Linked DNA regions of Mus musculus: region 1 is linked to region 2. The links are chromatin loops, found by intact Hi-C in ENCODE. Cell type or tissue: heart. All regions are shown on one strand.

Region 1 (8,000 bases), 88 kb before region 2:
GCTCAGTAAAGTGGTCACCCCTACCCCTTCTCTCACAGAGCTTGTCCATGTTTCAGGGCCCACCCTGCTATCAGCATATTGCTCCCTGGCTCTGGATTCCTTCAGGCCACAGGGCAGCTAAGGACATTTTGGAACCACATAAAGATCTGAAGGTACAGCCTGGACCACACACGGTGTGAGACTGCCAAGGTTGGTGCCTGTCTCCTAAAACTGGGGCTGTGTTCCCAGACAGGACAGAGAAGGAAAAACCTGCTCTGTGGGCACTGCTGTCCTGCTGAGAGGGAAGAGGTGCTGTGTGTAGAGTGGGTGCCAGTGGGTACTTATCAAGGACACTCATTCAAAAGGAATTGACGTTCATTGACTCACCCAGAGAACAGGCTCAGGAGCTGAATTTCCTTCTCGCGGACATTTGACAGACTTACCCCGAGGTCCTTCTCAGTGGCTCACAAAGGAAGGCCTTATGCTGGTATCACTCATATACAGCAGCGGAACCTCAGTGCCAGCTGCTAAGGACTCCATGGGATAGAACCCCATGATCCCAGGGCCTTGCCACTTTTCCAGTTGCCTCAAACCCGAATCATGAGACCCCGTCTTACCCTACTCTCCTCCATGCGTTCTTGTCCCTGAAAGGCGCCCTGTGCAGAAGGCAGGGGAGAGGTGGCTGTGCAGGGCTGCCTGGGCTGTCCCTGGCACCAGCATATTGCTTCTGGGCTCCAGTGAGCAAAGGGAGACAGCTAGCCCCGCCCACTCATACTCCTGTGGGGGGCGGGGAGCTGGCTCTGCTGTGTTCAACCCCAGGGAACCTCCTTAAAGAGGTCATCTGAGTTGGATGTGGTGCTCACCTCTGTAATCCCAGTACTCAGGAGGCTGAGGCAGGAGGATTGCTGTGAGTTCAAGGCTAGCCTGAGCTGTATAGTGAATTCCAGGCCAGCCTGGGCTACAGTGTGAGACCATGTCTCAAACAAAACAAGAAGAAAAAAGAGGAGGAGGAGGAAGAAGAGGAAGAGAAGGAGAAGGAGAAAGAAGAGGAAGAGGTAGAAGAGGAGGAGAGGAGGAGGAAGAAGAGAAGAGGAGGGGAAAGAGGAGGAAGAGGAAGAGAAGAGGAGGGGGAAGAGGAGAAGGAAGACAAAGAAAGGAGGAGAGAAGAGGGGAGGAGGAGGAAGAAGAGGAAGAGGAGGAGGAAGAGGAGGTGAAAGAGGAACAAGAGGAGGAGGGGGAGGAGGAGGAAAGTGGCCTCCTGAAGAGTTGGAGGCTCAGTGCAAGGCCAAGGCTTGGGTTCTCCAGCACCAAAAAAGAAAAAAAAAAAAGAAAAGAAAGGAAGGAAGGAAGGAAGGAAGGAAGGAAGGAAGGAAGGAAGGAAGGAAGGAAGGAAGGAAGAAGAAAAAGTCACCTGGGATTGTGGTCACTTTCTCATCTCCCCAAAGCCACCCACAGGTGCAGATTGGCTCAAGTGACTCCTGCTTCCCAGGAAGGTGATTGGCCCAGGCTTTGAGACTGTAAAGATTCTCTGTGGCCAGCCTTTCTGCCCTGTTCTTACTCCAGGGTTTCTGGTTTCTCTTCCACAAGACACCCAAATCCCTGGACCACCCCTGACCACAACTTCCTGGGCCAGGAAGGCAGAGGTTCCTCCATGTTCTTCCCTTTGAAGTACCTGTGCCTCCTTTTCAGAGCTGTGGCTGTGGCTGTGGCTAGACTGTAGGAAAGGGACAACGGAAGCTGCAGAGCAACTGAGGATGGCAGCGGCAGCGGCCGGGGTCCTGCGGCTGCCCCGAGGGCTCGAGATGGAGCTGTGAGCCACTTAGCAGGAAGAGAGTCCAGAGAGGCCAAGGCTATGCCTATGCAATGAATATGGCCCCAGGGCCCAGTGCGGAGGCTGGACAGTGCTGAAGGGCTCCTGGTGATGTTGGAGTGTTTGAGGAAACAAGGACCAAGAGAAAGAATTCTGAGGTAGGACTGGCGGGTCTGTGCAGCCCAGTAGTGGGTACTTGGGAACTGGTGCAGGGCCTGAGCACAGAATCGGCAAGGAAGCACAGTTGGGGTCGGCGTGCAGGTATGTCTGATAAAAACAGCCCCGCTGACAGGCAAGTCATTTCTCTGTGTAGAACGTAACGCCCGATGAGATGATGAGATGATTTCTTTGCAAGGGATTGAGCAAGGTTGCTACCAGGCAGAGCTGGTGGCTGCAGGAGAGAGACAGGAAGTGAGCACACAGGGCCGGAAGGCAGGATGACTCCGTGTGGAACTCCCCAGCAAGGGTAGTGCTCCTCGGAAGAAGGAAGACTCGGCTGCATCCCAGGGAACCCTGGCTCATGTGAAAAGAGAAGTTGTAGGGTGTCGCCATCTAGTTTCAGCCTTTCTCTGGGGTCTCATCTGTCTCATCGTGACAGAGCCACCCCTGTCGCCACCAGGGTCGCTCCTTGTGTTCATGATGCTTCAAAGAGGGCACCGGGTGAAGCCGTAAGAGCTTACTGAGATGCACAGTCTGTCTTCCCAGGGTCTGCCGCCTCTGTGATCAAGGCCCAGCCCAGGAAGGCGGTGCAGATATATGTCCAGCAATTTCTGTGGAAGCAGGTTCTAGAAAAAGCCACCACTGTGCAAAGACGTGTCACTGTCTTGGATTCCAGTGTTTCTACTCATAACTAAGAACTGAGTGAATAAAATATAACAGATTGTTACACATACACACACATGTGTGTGAGAGTGTGTGTGTGTGTGTGTGTGAGAGAGAGAGAGAGAGAGAGAGGTCAACAGCACATGGGTAATGATACAGACCCTAAGGAAGCCTTTCTGAAGGGTCCTAGCAGTTCATTAATGACTAATGTCCCTTTCAAATTAGTTTGCAGTGTATTGAAAACTGCATATCCCAGAGGCTCAAGGTCCGTTTCTTCCCGCAGAGGTGACAAACTGTCAGCCTGGGACTCCATAAAGGAACAGAGTCCTAGCAATGGGTTACAGGCAGGCATGGAGTAACATCACGGGGCTGATCCATCCTGGGATACCAGTCTCAGAGTCTGCCTTCTCCTCTCCCTCCAGGAAAACAAAAAACAAAAACTTAAGAGGAAATCAAAGTTTTTAAACAGATGTCAGAAAATATAAGCCGGAAACAAAAGGTGTCCATCTTGAGGGCACCCTGGGGGGGACCATAGCCCTGTGGCATTGAGGTGAAAGGCCACTCCTGATATAGGCGGCCACAGTATGGTCGTGGGGCTCGCATGTGATTCATTCTCAGTTCCCCCAGAAAAGCGTCTTCAGATGTCCGCTGGCTGCTGGCACCCAGGACTTTCTGTTATGCCCTGGTCCTCCGTGAAGCCCTCCATCACGGCCAGCTAGGCAGCGGGAGCCACCAGGCTAGTTGCCTGACAGCTTTGGCCGTCCCAGGTTTGTTGGCACCTCCAGTCCTGTGTGCAGGGTGACCTGGAAAAGATGAAACCAGCAGGAGTTGGTTGGGTGGCAGAGTACTTGCACACTACGTACAAGACCCTGGGTCCCAGCCCTAACACAGGAGGAAGGCAGGAGACAGAGGAGATAGAGGAGCGGAAAGAGGGGCAGGAGAGGCTGTCCATAGCACAGAACACCTGACGTAGCACCGCGACCACGTGCCGGAGAACTCATGCTATGGATTTTATTACTCATCTGTCTCCCCCATATGGCTAAGGCCCATGCCACTTTGTGCTTTCTGCCTCATAACCGGAGCTACAGTAACGAGCAGATGGGTTCACTGGCATGAGCCGCAGAGCCCTGCGGCAAAGAGGCTCTGCTTCTCGCAGCCGAGTCTCTGAGCCTGCTGCTGTCTCTTCCAGCTCTCACTGTGACCCTCAAATCGCCCCTTTACGTAACCAACACCGGACTGTTGTGGAAACACTTGCAGGGCAATAGACACATGGCAGGTCCCTTAATAGATCCAGGGACAGAGGGAGTCTGTTAGAAGCAAAGGATGCCCCCATCTAGCTTGTGTTAGGAGCTCCTGTACCATCCAATCCCCTGGGGCACTGAGCCCCTGCTCCTTCCTGGAGCCCCATGGAGCTTGTTTGCTCCAAAAGGTCGTATGTACAGTCCTTAGCAGAAGACTGCCTATCTGATGAGCGAGGTGGTCCGTTCTCATTACAGTACTCATTGTTCAGGAAGCAGAGAAGTGGGCGGGACTGGGCGAGCCACCTGTGTCTCTAAGGTACCTGCACGTTTCGGTTGAGGCTGAGGGCAGGCATGAAGACCCCATCCACGTGGCTGAAGGCTGTGGGGCCCTGCTGTTGCCCATTGATGAAGAAGGTCAGAGTGTGTTTGTTTAGGTCCAGCAGCACACCCACAGTGGCCCCCTTGCACACACCGCCTTCAGTCCTGGGAAGATAAACCAGGAAAACCTATCATCACACCTAGGTCATGATGTGACAGTAACTCAGGACAGCTTCATTCAAACCTAGCCACCAAGTGTGTGTGTGTGTGTGTGTGTGTGTGTGTATGTATGTGCCAGCCACAAGAGAACACAGCTCTAAGGGACCAAAGCTACTCAGCCCCTTCTTATCCACAGCATCTGAGACCTACATGCCTTTGAGCTGGGAGGAACTTTAAGTAATAGACCTGGAAGACTTTTCCTAGAACCCTCTGTGCCCTTCAGCAGACATGCCCTTCATTAACTAAGGGTTCCCTTGACATGACCTTGTTCAGCCCTGGGAGGAAACTGAGTCCTCGGTTAGGATTGAGCCAGGGGCAGAAGTGAGAAGAGACCCTGACATGAACTCTTTACAAGGACCTGGTGGGAAGAGCAGGTGTCCTGGAGGTGCCTTAGGGTCTGGTGGAGAAGCGTCCAACAGACTGGGCAGTCAGTGCGATTCTAATTATGGCCACCAGATGGCAGTAGTAACAAGTCTGACCTGCCAGTTTTCCATGAACTCACCCCCTACGATCAAGGTCAGGTCTGGGAGCAGGGTCTGGCTTCTGAGAAAGCTTTTGCCCCGCAAAAGCACCCAATGCATGCTTGAGTTCATTACTGCCACCATCAGAATGTCTAGGTACTGGGCTTGCTCAAGCACACAGGCATGGAACTGGTAGGCCAGGGTGGTCTTGGCCTCTTTGTGGGTTAGAGGTGGAGGGAGGTCACCTGGTAAACCTATATCACCTGGTCGGCCTCATCGCTTATTCTGCAGTACCGGGCCAGACGAATTTACTTGGTTAACCTGCAGTGCCTGCTAAGTTCCACGGCCCAGCTTGAGAGTCTAGCTGCTGCCCCTCCCACAATCCTTTGGAGCAGAGGACATTACCAGTGAAAAGATAGTGATCAGGTAGGGGGATCTGAGGGTCCTCAGGCAAGTTCCTGGCCAAACTAGACTTGGTTTTCCTGGGAGAGAAGCTGGGTTACTCGTTGTGAAGAGAGCAGTCAGAGCTGCTTGGAAGAGCAGCGAGAACCCAGGAGCCCTGGTGGCAGCCCTACCCTGCCAGGAGCCCAGGGAGGTCAGCTCCTTGGGATTGGCTTCTTTATGCTTTCCCTGCGGCAGCGCCAGGGTCATTCCAGGCAAAGCAGTAGCCGTGGCAATGACTCCTCCTCCCTCTGCGGGAAACAAGTATCCCATTAGTGTTGCGCAGTGACTCAGGCTTAGCAAGAGGGTTGCAGAAAGAACTGGAGCAAGACCAGTAAGAAAACCGCAAATTAAAGCTCTCAGTGGAAAGGCACTACTGTGAGGCCAGCTGGGGGACAGAGAGCCACTGAGCCAGAACTGCCTCCTCTCCCCCACACCATCAAGTACTTTCAGTTGTGACACAGGCAAATGGTTCACACTTCACCTAGTCTTTCTCCAAAACCCCTGGAACTACAGAACAAAGTGCATAAAAAATGGCTCCTCCGGCTAACCGACCGGAGGAGCAGAGGTCCTGAATTCAGTTCCCAGCAACCATATGATGGCTCACCCATCTGTACAGCTACAGTGTACTCATATGCATTAAAGAAAGTAAGAAAGAGAGAAAGAAAGAAAGAAAGAAAGAGAGAGAGAGAGAGAGAGAGAGAGAGAGAGAGAGAGAAAGAGAGAGAGAGAGAGAAAGAAAGAAAGAAAGAAAGAAAGAAAGAAAGACAGAAAGAGAGAAAGAAAGAGAGGAAGAAAGAAAACTTTTTAAAAGACAGCTCCTCCCCCAACACCTGGGACAATCAGAGAACCTTGTCCCCGCCCCTGAATCTGCGGGCTAAGTGGGGGTTCAGGGAGCACGCACCTGTTGGTATGGGAGTTACAGTGCATGAACCAGCTGCGGTTGTTGTCCACGTACATGGCCCAGGCCTTGTCATCCTTGCCTAGCATCATATCTTTGACCACGCTGGCCCTGGCCACTCCGAAGGCTGGGTCCGGGTGGTTGTCATAGCGGTCCACGTGCAGCTCCCAGTAGTGCACGCCTTTGGAGAAGGCAGCTGTGCCTAGCACCACCCGGTCATCATAGCTGCTGCAAGTAGCCGTCTGGTTGTCATTGGATAAGATGATGTCCCGATGGCCAGAGTTGGGGTCAAAGGTGAACCAGGCCACTGGAAAGGAAGAAGGCAGGTAGAGCAGGCACAAGAATCTCTGTTTCCTGCCCCTCTTATCCCCCCATCTTTCCCCCAACACAACACACATTTTTTCTGTACAGCCAAGGTGACTGATAGACTTAGTTGCTTCTAACAGAGTCGATTCATTGCCGCCAGTGGTCTATGTGGGATACACACACACACTCACATATACACAGTCACACTCTGTGCTGATTGGCTTTTGTCAACTTGACAGAAATCTAGATTATCTGGGAAGAGGGAACCTAGATTCAGAAAATGCCTCTATAAGATTTGCCCAGGGGCTGGAGAGATGGCTCCGTGGTTAAGAGCACTGACTGCTCTACCAAAGGTCCTGAGTTCAAGTCCCAGCAACCACGTGGTGGCTCACAACCATCCATAATGAGATCTGATGCCCTCTTCTGGGGTGTCTGAAGACAGCTACAGTGTACTTACATATGATAAATAAATAAGTCTATGGGAGTATTGTCCTGACTCAAGATTGACAGGGGAGGGCCCAGTCCACTGTGGGTGGTGCCACTCCTAGGCAGGTGGTTCTGAGTTATATTAGAAAGCAGGCTGAGCAAGCCAGCAAGCAGCAGCCCTCCATGGCCTCTGTTTCAGTTCCTGCCCTGACTTCTACAGTTGTAAGATGAAATATATCCTCTCCTCCCCAGGTTGATTTTGGTCATAGTCTTTGTCACAGCAATAGAATCCACCCCCCCCCCTTCCCTGCTCTGTGTCTCTGTGTTGCCCAAGTTTTCTTCCACAGATCCAGCCTTGCTAGGGAGCACAGACGTGCAGGCCGATTGGCCCCACAGCCAGGTCTATTCCCTGGAGCTCTGACTCCTACCATCTCCTCAAATGGCCCAGGTACTGTTAGAGGTGACAGAGGAAGTGTCTATCCATGGCCCACCCTGTAGGTAGGAGATTGAAACACAAAGAGGAGACAAGATGTGGCCAAGGTCAAACTCTTAAGCCCCATAGAATGAGGACACTGGCTTCTTCCTGCTCCTGCCCTGCCCCCACCCCCAGGATATGGGCAGAGAGGCAGAATGCACGGCTGAGGGTTGCTCACCGTCGGAGGTCTGCAGGACCACAGTCTTGCTGTAGGGCCCAACACCAGAGGAGTTGAAGGCTTTGACTCTGGCATTGTAGGTGCTATTAAAGTGCAGCCCGTCAATGGTGCACAGGGTCTCCTTGCCAACATACACCTCCTGAAAGAGCAAGGACACTCACTCGGCCACAGAGCTTCCAGAAGTTCCCCTCACACCAACTGGAGTACCAGATGAGAGAAGTTCCAACCTGTGCTGTTTACCTTCATGGGGCCTCTCAAATTGCTAGCCCCTCTGTCTCAGGGCACCAGCAAGACAGGGCTGCAGGGGTGAAACTATCCTAGGATGGTCCCCAAAAGCACTCTGCCTCCACCATCAGACTGCTCTCTGCCTCCACTATCAGTGCTCTCTGCCTCCACCATCAGACTGCTCTCTGCCTCCACTAT
Region 2 (8,000 bases):
TGAGGTCACCCTGTTTGCACGGCATGCATCTCCCTAGCTACTAAGAGGTTCCTTTTAAAGGGTCACCTCTACAGAGGATGGAGGCGAGCGCCTGTCCCCACAGTACTACAGGAGTTCAGAGTCATCCTCTGCTACTTAGTGAGTTTTGGCGAGCCTGGGCTACGTGAGAGCCTGTCTAAAGAAAGAAGAGTGTCTAGTTCTCTAAGCCCCATCACCTAGTGATGAGAGCTTCCCCCAACCTCAGTGAGTCTCTGGAACTTTAGTGACCCTTGACCCTCGTCTGAGACTATTCCTGCAATGGAGCCTATTGTTAGACCTGGGGAAAGGAAGCAGACCCTGGAGGGAAGAGCAGTGCAGGGCCGCACTACAGGGCCATGAGAAGGAAGAGCACAAGGAAGAGAGGAGAGAATGCAGAGAGGAAGCAGGCAGCCTGAGCAGAGACAGGAAGGACAAGCAGGGATTGAGCGAGCCCTTAGCCCTTAACATTGTCTCGTTAAGTCACAATAGAGGGTGGGAAACCACAGGGCTGAGAAGACTGACTTGTTGAAATAAGGCTCAAGTTTTCACAATGCTCCCTGAAAGAAGCTATCAGTTCTGAAGCCTGCTGTAGCTGGGAGGAGCAGAGGTATCCCTTGGGAACATGTGGGTGAGTCAAGAGATGGCAGGTGATGGGTGACTTAGGGATGGGGACAGTTCATTAACACTTTTTTCCTAGAAGGGCAAGCTGTCCTTGCCCTTAGGTGAGTTCACTATGTCCCGTAGTTCAGTCCTAGGGCATACACCCCTCCTCATCTCTATCCAGACCCCTTAGCACACAGTCTTCTGGGAGAGCCTGGGCTGGCCTACTGTGCTGCCCTCAAGCAGATGGGTTCTGATGACTTGGCAGGAGCCATGTAGGTGTGCTGTGAGCACACAGCATTGTCCAGCCATGGCTTCAGGGTTACCTGAGGGTTCCTAGCTGTGGCTAGGGTTCCCACTCTTGACATGACCCCACACTGGGACAAGGACAGACCTGTGTATTCACTCAGTCATCTGAAGCAGCCATGCTGAAGGCTGTCAGTGCTGCTCACACTCACCTCCTGTAGTTCAGGGAAATTCTGCTTAGTGGGAGGGAGTTAGTCTGGTGCCTGGAACATTTGCTCCCAGGAGCTGAGGCTGGTGTGATCATGCACGACTGTACTTAGGTGAAATCTGCCCATGTACTGGGCACATGTTCGGCCATGTAACAGGTATGTTGGGACCATGCTGTGTCTCTTAAGAGGGTCAGTTGTTTCTAGGCCAGTGTCAAATGCAATGACAAGACAGTTCTGAGTCATCCTTGTCCTGGGAATGTCCCTGGGTAACCAGGAAGACTTCACTCTGAAAAACCTGGCACCATGAGTCCCGGGTGACACGGGGTCATGACCTTGTCATCCAACAGTTTAAGAATCATGGAGCTTTTTTTTTGTCTCACCATGCGCTGACCCCATGAGGTGAATGTTAGCATCTGCTCACAACTACTTGGTCTTTCTGTGGTCTGTTCTTGACATGAGAAACAGAGTATTAAGGTCTTTCACCCAATGGTGGAACAGTAACAGGGCAGGAGACACGTGTCATATAAGCATCTTCTTGAACATTTTAAGCAGACACAGGTTAGAGTCTTGGGAGGTATTGTTTTAGTGAAGTTGAATCTGAGAGCAGGCAGGTGCGTAGGAATTACATAGAACCTCAGGCTGTAGGGGTTGTGTTCACATCTGCAATAGAATCTGGGAACACAGGTGCCATGTAGGGGGGAGGATTTGACCAGGACATCCTAATGAGAAAAGCCTACATGCTGTTTTGTCTTCTGATGCTATCACTATGTAGCTCAGGCTGGCCTCAAATTCACAATCCCCCTGCCTCAGCTTCCCAGGTACTGGGAGATGTCAGCCATGTTCTACCATGTCTGCATTGACTGTCTACCTTTCTTAGGCCATAGGGTGTGTGCTGCCTTCAGGTCTCTAAAACAAGGTTAGGAAAGTGACATTAGGTCTGTCTGTATGTGGGGTAGTCACCGAGAGGTTGGGACTGTGTAATAAGTTTGCCTCTGATTGGAATCCCATAAATAGCATTGGTGGGCTGCCCTCCCAGAGCCTCAGGTTAGCACCCCAGGTCTGGGCTTACTGGGGTCTTTCTCTTTCCCTGGGCCATTTTGGTCCTGCCTTTCATCTTGTCTGACCATACTGTGGAGCTGCTGAGCAGGAAGCAGGCGGCGCTTTCTCAAGTGCTCCGTGTAACTCTTGACCTGTTAAAAGTTCGGGTGTGTGGGTTCCCCTGTGAGTCTGTGCATTGTCCCTTCCTTTGGGATTGATGGGACCCATGCTTTTCTAGTCCTGGCTGCTTTTTGTCATAGGGCAGGCAGGAGGGAGGGAAGGAGGGAGGGAGGGAGGGAGGGAGGGAGGGAAAGATGGACTGCAGATGCACAGCATCCCCCGCGCACGCTCCTTGTCCCTGGCACTTGCTTTTGTGACCTTTCCAGAAGGTGCTGTGAGCCTCCATCATTGGTCTCTTCCTAGTTCATTGTCTTGGGGAGGGACCACACTAGGCCCTGTCAGAAGAGAGAGCACTGAACTCTGCCATGCCTGGAGAACCCTGCAGCAGATGGTGTTGCTACAGCGGGGTAGCTGTGAGACCTTGTCTCTGGCCAGGGGTAATCTGCCACCTAGGAATGACAGAATGTGGGGTCTTGGCAGGGTTGCAAGGGGTCTTCTCTGAGTCTGGGCGTGGGGAGCATCAATGTCTTTGGGACTTGGGATTCACAATGAATGGAGCTGAGGCGCCCAGAACATGCACTGCTGTGCGTCACTGGGTGTGTCTGTGAAGCATCAGAACAAATTCAGGCTGGGCTCGCTGGGCTGCAGGTGTGGACTCACCCACTCACGTCTGAGGTATTGAATGACATGGTGGAAGTATGTGTCTGCCTGGAACTCCAGAGCATCCCACAGATACCACCTTCAGCCCTTCTGAGGGAAGGAATGTGTGAGCCCAGGTGGAACTCAGGCTGGGTGTTCAACAGAGTGAAAGTCCAGGACTGACTTGGTTTCTACTTCCTCTCCTTTCTCTCAAGGTCGGCCTCCGACAGCTGGACATGTCCTTGCTCTGCCAACTGTACAGCCTCTACGAGTCCATTCAGGAGTACAAGGGAGCGTGCCAGGCAGCCTCCAGTCTGGACTGCACCTATGCGCTGGAGAATGGCTTCTTCGACGATGAGGAGGACTTCCAGGAGCAGGGCTCTCTGCAGGACGGGCAGCACCATGGCTCTCCCAGGGACCAGTCGCCCCTTACCCACCTCTCCAGCAGTGACTGGATTCTGGAGTCCATCTAGTGCCTCTGGAGGGGTCTGTCAACACAGACTGGCAGCCTCTGTTTCTCTTCTTGCAAGAAAGTCCTTCAGCCTCTTCATGGTGGACAGTCTGCGGGCACATGGGGACATGCACCACTTGTTTAACTTGTGGGTGTGGAGTTCACTGACATAGGGGACGGCCTGCTTAGTTGGCTGCACGGTCTTACAGGTGACCCAGAGGCAGGTTAGAATATCCTAGATGCCATTAGTAGCACCTGCTGGAAGCTCTGACTGAAGGGTTCCGTGTGGAAAGCCTTCACGGGCATCGGGTGAGGCTGCGCTCAGCAGGCTTCTTTGTAGGTGACAGCTGTGTTGTGCCCTCTTTGGCGTGTGGGATATGAAGAGCAGCATGCCCGGAACCCGCAGGGCAGTCTGCATCTCTTCTTGCCACCGCTTAGCCGTTAGCCCCTTTGCTCATTTATTTGAAAGCTGCATCAATGATTTTCCAGGAACTCCTGAGAGCTTTCTAGAAGGAGGAAATATTCTGCCACACTGGTCAACTGCTTTTCTGCAACTACTAAAACTGACATCGGGTATAGGTAGAGAGAAAAAAAACCAAACATGAATATACATTCAATTCTAGGGTTGGTGGGTGGCGGGGTGAGGAAACAAATCCTGGGACAACCTAGTATTTGTATCACCCGCCATGAGATGGTGGCTTGTGGTTACAGACTCTGATTGTAAACTTCAGTGCTGGAAAACATTGTTTCCAAGCAGTACTTACCCGAAGCCTTAATATTATTTATTAAAACACTTTATGAAAGTTTCACCCTCTGTGGTTAAACATGTGTAGAATGCTCTTGGCACGTACTGTTTTGATGGGAGGTGTGGGGATGTGGCCCAGTGGGTCCAGCACGTACTGTTTTGATGGGAGGTCTGGGGATGTGGCCCAGTGGGTCCAGCACGTACTGTTTTGATGGGAGGTCTGGGGATGTGGCTCAGTGGGTCCAGCACGTACTGTTTTGATGGGAGGTCTGGGGATGTGGCCCAGTGGGTCCAGCACGTACTGTTTTGATGGGAGGTCTGGGGATGTGGCCCAGTGGGTCCAGCACGTACTGTTTTGATGGGAGGTCTGGGGATGTGGCTCAGTGGGTCCAGCACGTACTGTCTTGATGGGAGGTCTGGGGATGTGGCTCAGTGGGTCCAGCAGGTCCCTAGCGTGTCAGAGGCCTGAGGTTTGACCTTAGCAGCATATCCACTGGGTGTGGCGCTGTACGCCTGTAATCCCAGTGCTGAGGTGGACGCTGGAGGATCGTAAGTTCGAGGTCATCCTTGGCAACACAGCGTTCAGGGCCATCCTGGGCTATCCTTTCTAAAACAATACAAGGATTTTATTGAGTTCACAGTTACTCAGAACCTGAATGTGGGCCCAATCCAACACACACTGAAAGGTCAGGGTTTGGCTTCTTTTTTGACATTAAGTCAATTTTAAGACATTTCTCGGTTAAGGTTGGACAGTCATTTCATTGGTACCAGACCACATTTGCAGCAAGATTTCACCTTGTGTCTTGGAACAGGCCAAGTTGCTCCTCTGTTAGTGAGCTGTCTGCACATCAGTGCCCTCTTGAGGCCAGGTGTGGTTAGTACAACTTAACTATTAAACAGCTGTCTGAACTTTTCCTGGGGACAGACTAGTATGTACTCACTCAGATGGGGCAATTACCCAAAAGTCCAACCTGGCTAACCAATAAGCTTATTCATGCTACTTACTGGAGTGCCAGTGACCCCCCCAAACAACCACACCTTCAGATAGCCCCTCTCCAGGATGGCCGATGACCTCCCATGGCTGTGCAGATGAAGGTCCTTGACCCACCCCACCACCCCTGAAGCTGTCCTCTCACACTCTCTCTATGCACACTCTCACCTCCAAGGCCAGGAGGCAAGATGCAGCTGGGACATCACTCCACAGAGCTGGGATAGCTTTGTGGCAAGGGACGGATGACTCTCAGGGGAGGGCATTAGTTAGTCAACTCAGTCAGCTGAGGAACTGCCTCCCCCAGACTGACCTGTGAGCCTATCTGGGGTTGCTTCTCGATTGATGATTGATGTGGGAGGGCCCAGCCTACTGTAAGCTGTGCTGTGCTGCCCCTGGGCAGGTGGTCCCAGAAGGATCAAGCCAGTGAACAGCCGTCTACCAGGCGGGTCCTTGCTTTCCCTGATGATGGAATGGACCGTGTAAGAAGAAAGAAACACTTTCCTCCTCTGGGTTGTTTTTGGTCAGTGTTTTATCACAGCAAACTAGGACAGGCAGCATTCAGTGGCACAACAGCCCGAGCGTTAACATGTCTGTGCTATAAGGAAGGAGGTTAGTCAGTGGAGGGGTACTCTGCTCAGTACTCAAAGGGAAGTGGGTCAGTGCCTTTCCACTGGCCGGTGACAGGATGGTTCAGGCGGGACATGAAATAGAAAGCAGGAAATCTAGTCAGCCGAAGGGCCCTGCTTCGAGGCTGTCTTGTTTCACTGAGATAAACCCTGGGTCTGCTGCTCTTACCGCTGACTGCTCCAGCAGAAGTGCCTCACCCCAAATCTGGATTTAAAAAAAAACCCACTCTATGTGCATTGGTGTTTACCCACAAGCATGTTTGTGTGAGGGTATCTGATCCCTTGGAAGTGGAGTTACAGACAGCTGTGAGCTCCGCCTCCCCCCCCCCCCCCCGAATTCTCTGAAAGAGCAGCCAATGCTCTTAACTGCGGAGCCATCTCTCCGGGCCCCCAAATCTGGATATTATTAGTAAGTGATGCAACCTACTGCTGGAGGGGTGAGAGTGCTTGCAGAGGGAGGTACAGGATGGTAGGTAAGGGCATGTCCCACCATGCACTTCTCCATCAGCCTGGTACTATGCATAATCACCTTTATTCCCCTAATAGCTGCCTAATAAAAACTCACATGACACAATAAAATGGCTTTTTAGTGCAGTTTTTGTTTTTTTTAAGTGGGTGGGTTCATAAGTCAGGACAAAGGCTGGGCAGACTGAATGAAACCAGACTTTGGAAAACAGCCTCGGTGGGGAAGATAAGGAATCCTGCTTGTTTTAAGATACTCAAGGCAGCTCTGACTTTGACTCCAATGCGGAGCAGGTGCCTGTCTGTTTCCTGCCAATTGTGTCCCCACTGGGTGACTCCTGCAGAGTGCAGGAAGCAGGTGGCAGTGGAAACCTTTTGGTCAGAATGGAGTACACCCCACACTGCTGGCCTCAGAGCTGGCCATGCGGCTCAGTGGTGAGGTGCTTAGAGCTTCTTGCCCTACACCCACAGGTGAGAGCTCTACTCCCTTTGGCAGTGAGCACTGACGCCCTAGGTGGGTAATGCCACTGGTGGTTCCCACAGGAGGGGAGGGGGACACTTGATTAGATGGAGACTATGGTGATGCTGGCCAGTGATAGGCCAGGGAGTGTACACAGCAGCTGTCCCTAAAACAGTGTGTAGGGACACACTTCCAGGGGGAGCGCAGCTTGGGGCACACACAAACCCACCTCCAGGCTCTCTGTCTGCCTTCCCTGTTCAGGACTGAGCACATTCTAAGCCTCCTAGCTGCAGGCCCCTGGTGCAGACTATTAGGCACTTCCATGCTTTCTCGGACAGCTCATCCCAAGAGCCACACCCAACAAGACATGGGGTAGGGGATCCTGTGTCATACTTGAGGCTCTGGCTTTGGCGCACCTTCTCTGGTGATGCTGCAGAAGCCAGGGCTATTTTGGCTTTAAGCTGGAAGGGTTTCTCTTTACAGTAGATCTCTCACTTTATAATGAGGTCTGTGGCCGTGCAGCAGTCAGACAGTTACCACTGTGGGGTCCCTGGGATGTTCTCTTCCCTTCATCAATGCTTCCTTCAGAGACACAGACTGAAGCCTGGTTCTAGTCATCCGAGCGCTCTACTTAACAAACGTCTGGTCTCGCTTCCCTGCAAGTGTATCTGAAGGGTGGTAAACTAGTCTCTTTCCTAACAAAGAAATATGGACCTCCAGAGACCTGCCACTAGGCACTCAGATACACAGGGGCTGCTCATCAGACAGAGGAGGAGGAGGAGGAGGAGGAGGAGGAGGAAGAAGAGGAGGAGGAAGAGGAGGAGGAAGAGGAGGAGGACTCAGTCTCATCACATCTCCTGTGTGATCCTAAACACTCCCATTAGCCATTTTGTGGTTTCAATCTTACTGTTAAGCTTTCTGATCAATTTGACCTTGCAAATATATACAAATATCCTTCTTGGCTCCCACGCACTATACTGTCTCCCCAGTTTGGCCCAAAGGGCTCAGATACTAGGACACAGAGCACCTGTCCCTGCTCACTGGGAGCGTGCTGTCTGCAGCACTTAAAGCAGCATGCTCTCTGGGCATTGAAAACACGAGTGGGCAGTCAGCTGTCAGCACTGAAGGTTTCTCCTTTGAAAAGGCCATTCTATATGGCCAGGGTGATTTCAAACTCTCCATCCTCCTGCCTCACCTCCTGGGTGCCAGGATTACAGGGAATACAACACCTGGCTTCAGCCCGTTTATCAGTGTGGTCACGAGGCAGGCTTTCTACCATGGCTGGTGTGCCTGTGCATTTCCTTGTTCTCAATTAATACTCTGTGTGCATGCCTGTGTGTGTGTGTGTGCGTGTGTGTCCGGGGACAACCTGCAGAAGCTGGTTCTCTCCTTCCA

What was found. Peaks named below come from ENCODE experiments on the same cell type or tissue, not always from the same donor. Only the 100,000 strongest peaks of a DNase experiment are listed, where the experiment ranks them.
Region 1: it touches region 2 in a loop (8-fold over the local background); 11 of 42 quality-filtered maps call a loop at or near these places.

What each region holds. Positions count from the first base shown.
Region 1 is chr8:124,824,434-124,832,433 of GRCm38, reverse strand. Trim67 (tripartite motif-containing 67) reads right to left here. Exons shown (of 10, transcript NM_198632.2): 7 at 7,578-7,716; 8 at 6,196-6,499; 9 at 4,173-4,335; 10 at 1-3,414. The coding sequence ends at 3,349. Among named protein-coding and RNA genes, the nearest start is that of 2810004N23Rik, 35 kb to the left of the region's middle. In heart, a CTCF peak has its summit at 4,835 (motif pointing right); DNase peaks (open chromatin) are centred at 293, 693, 4,853 and 5,473; H3K27ac peaks cover 237 bases; H3K27me3 peaks cover 2,388 bases.
Region 2 is chr8:124,736,387-124,744,386 of GRCm38, reverse strand. Arv1 (ARV1 homolog, fatty acid homeostasis modulator) reads right to left here. Exons shown (of 6, transcript NM_001368372.1): 6 at 6,263-8,000. Fam89a (family with sequence similarity 89, member A) reads left to right here. Exons shown (of 2, transcript NM_001081120.2): 2 at 3,086-4,130. The coding sequence ends at 3,343. Among named protein-coding and RNA genes, the nearest start is that of Fam89a, 11 kb to the left of the region's middle. In heart, a CTCF peak has its summit at 4,927 (motif pointing left); no DNase peak of the experiment used is centred here; H3K27ac peaks cover 399 bases.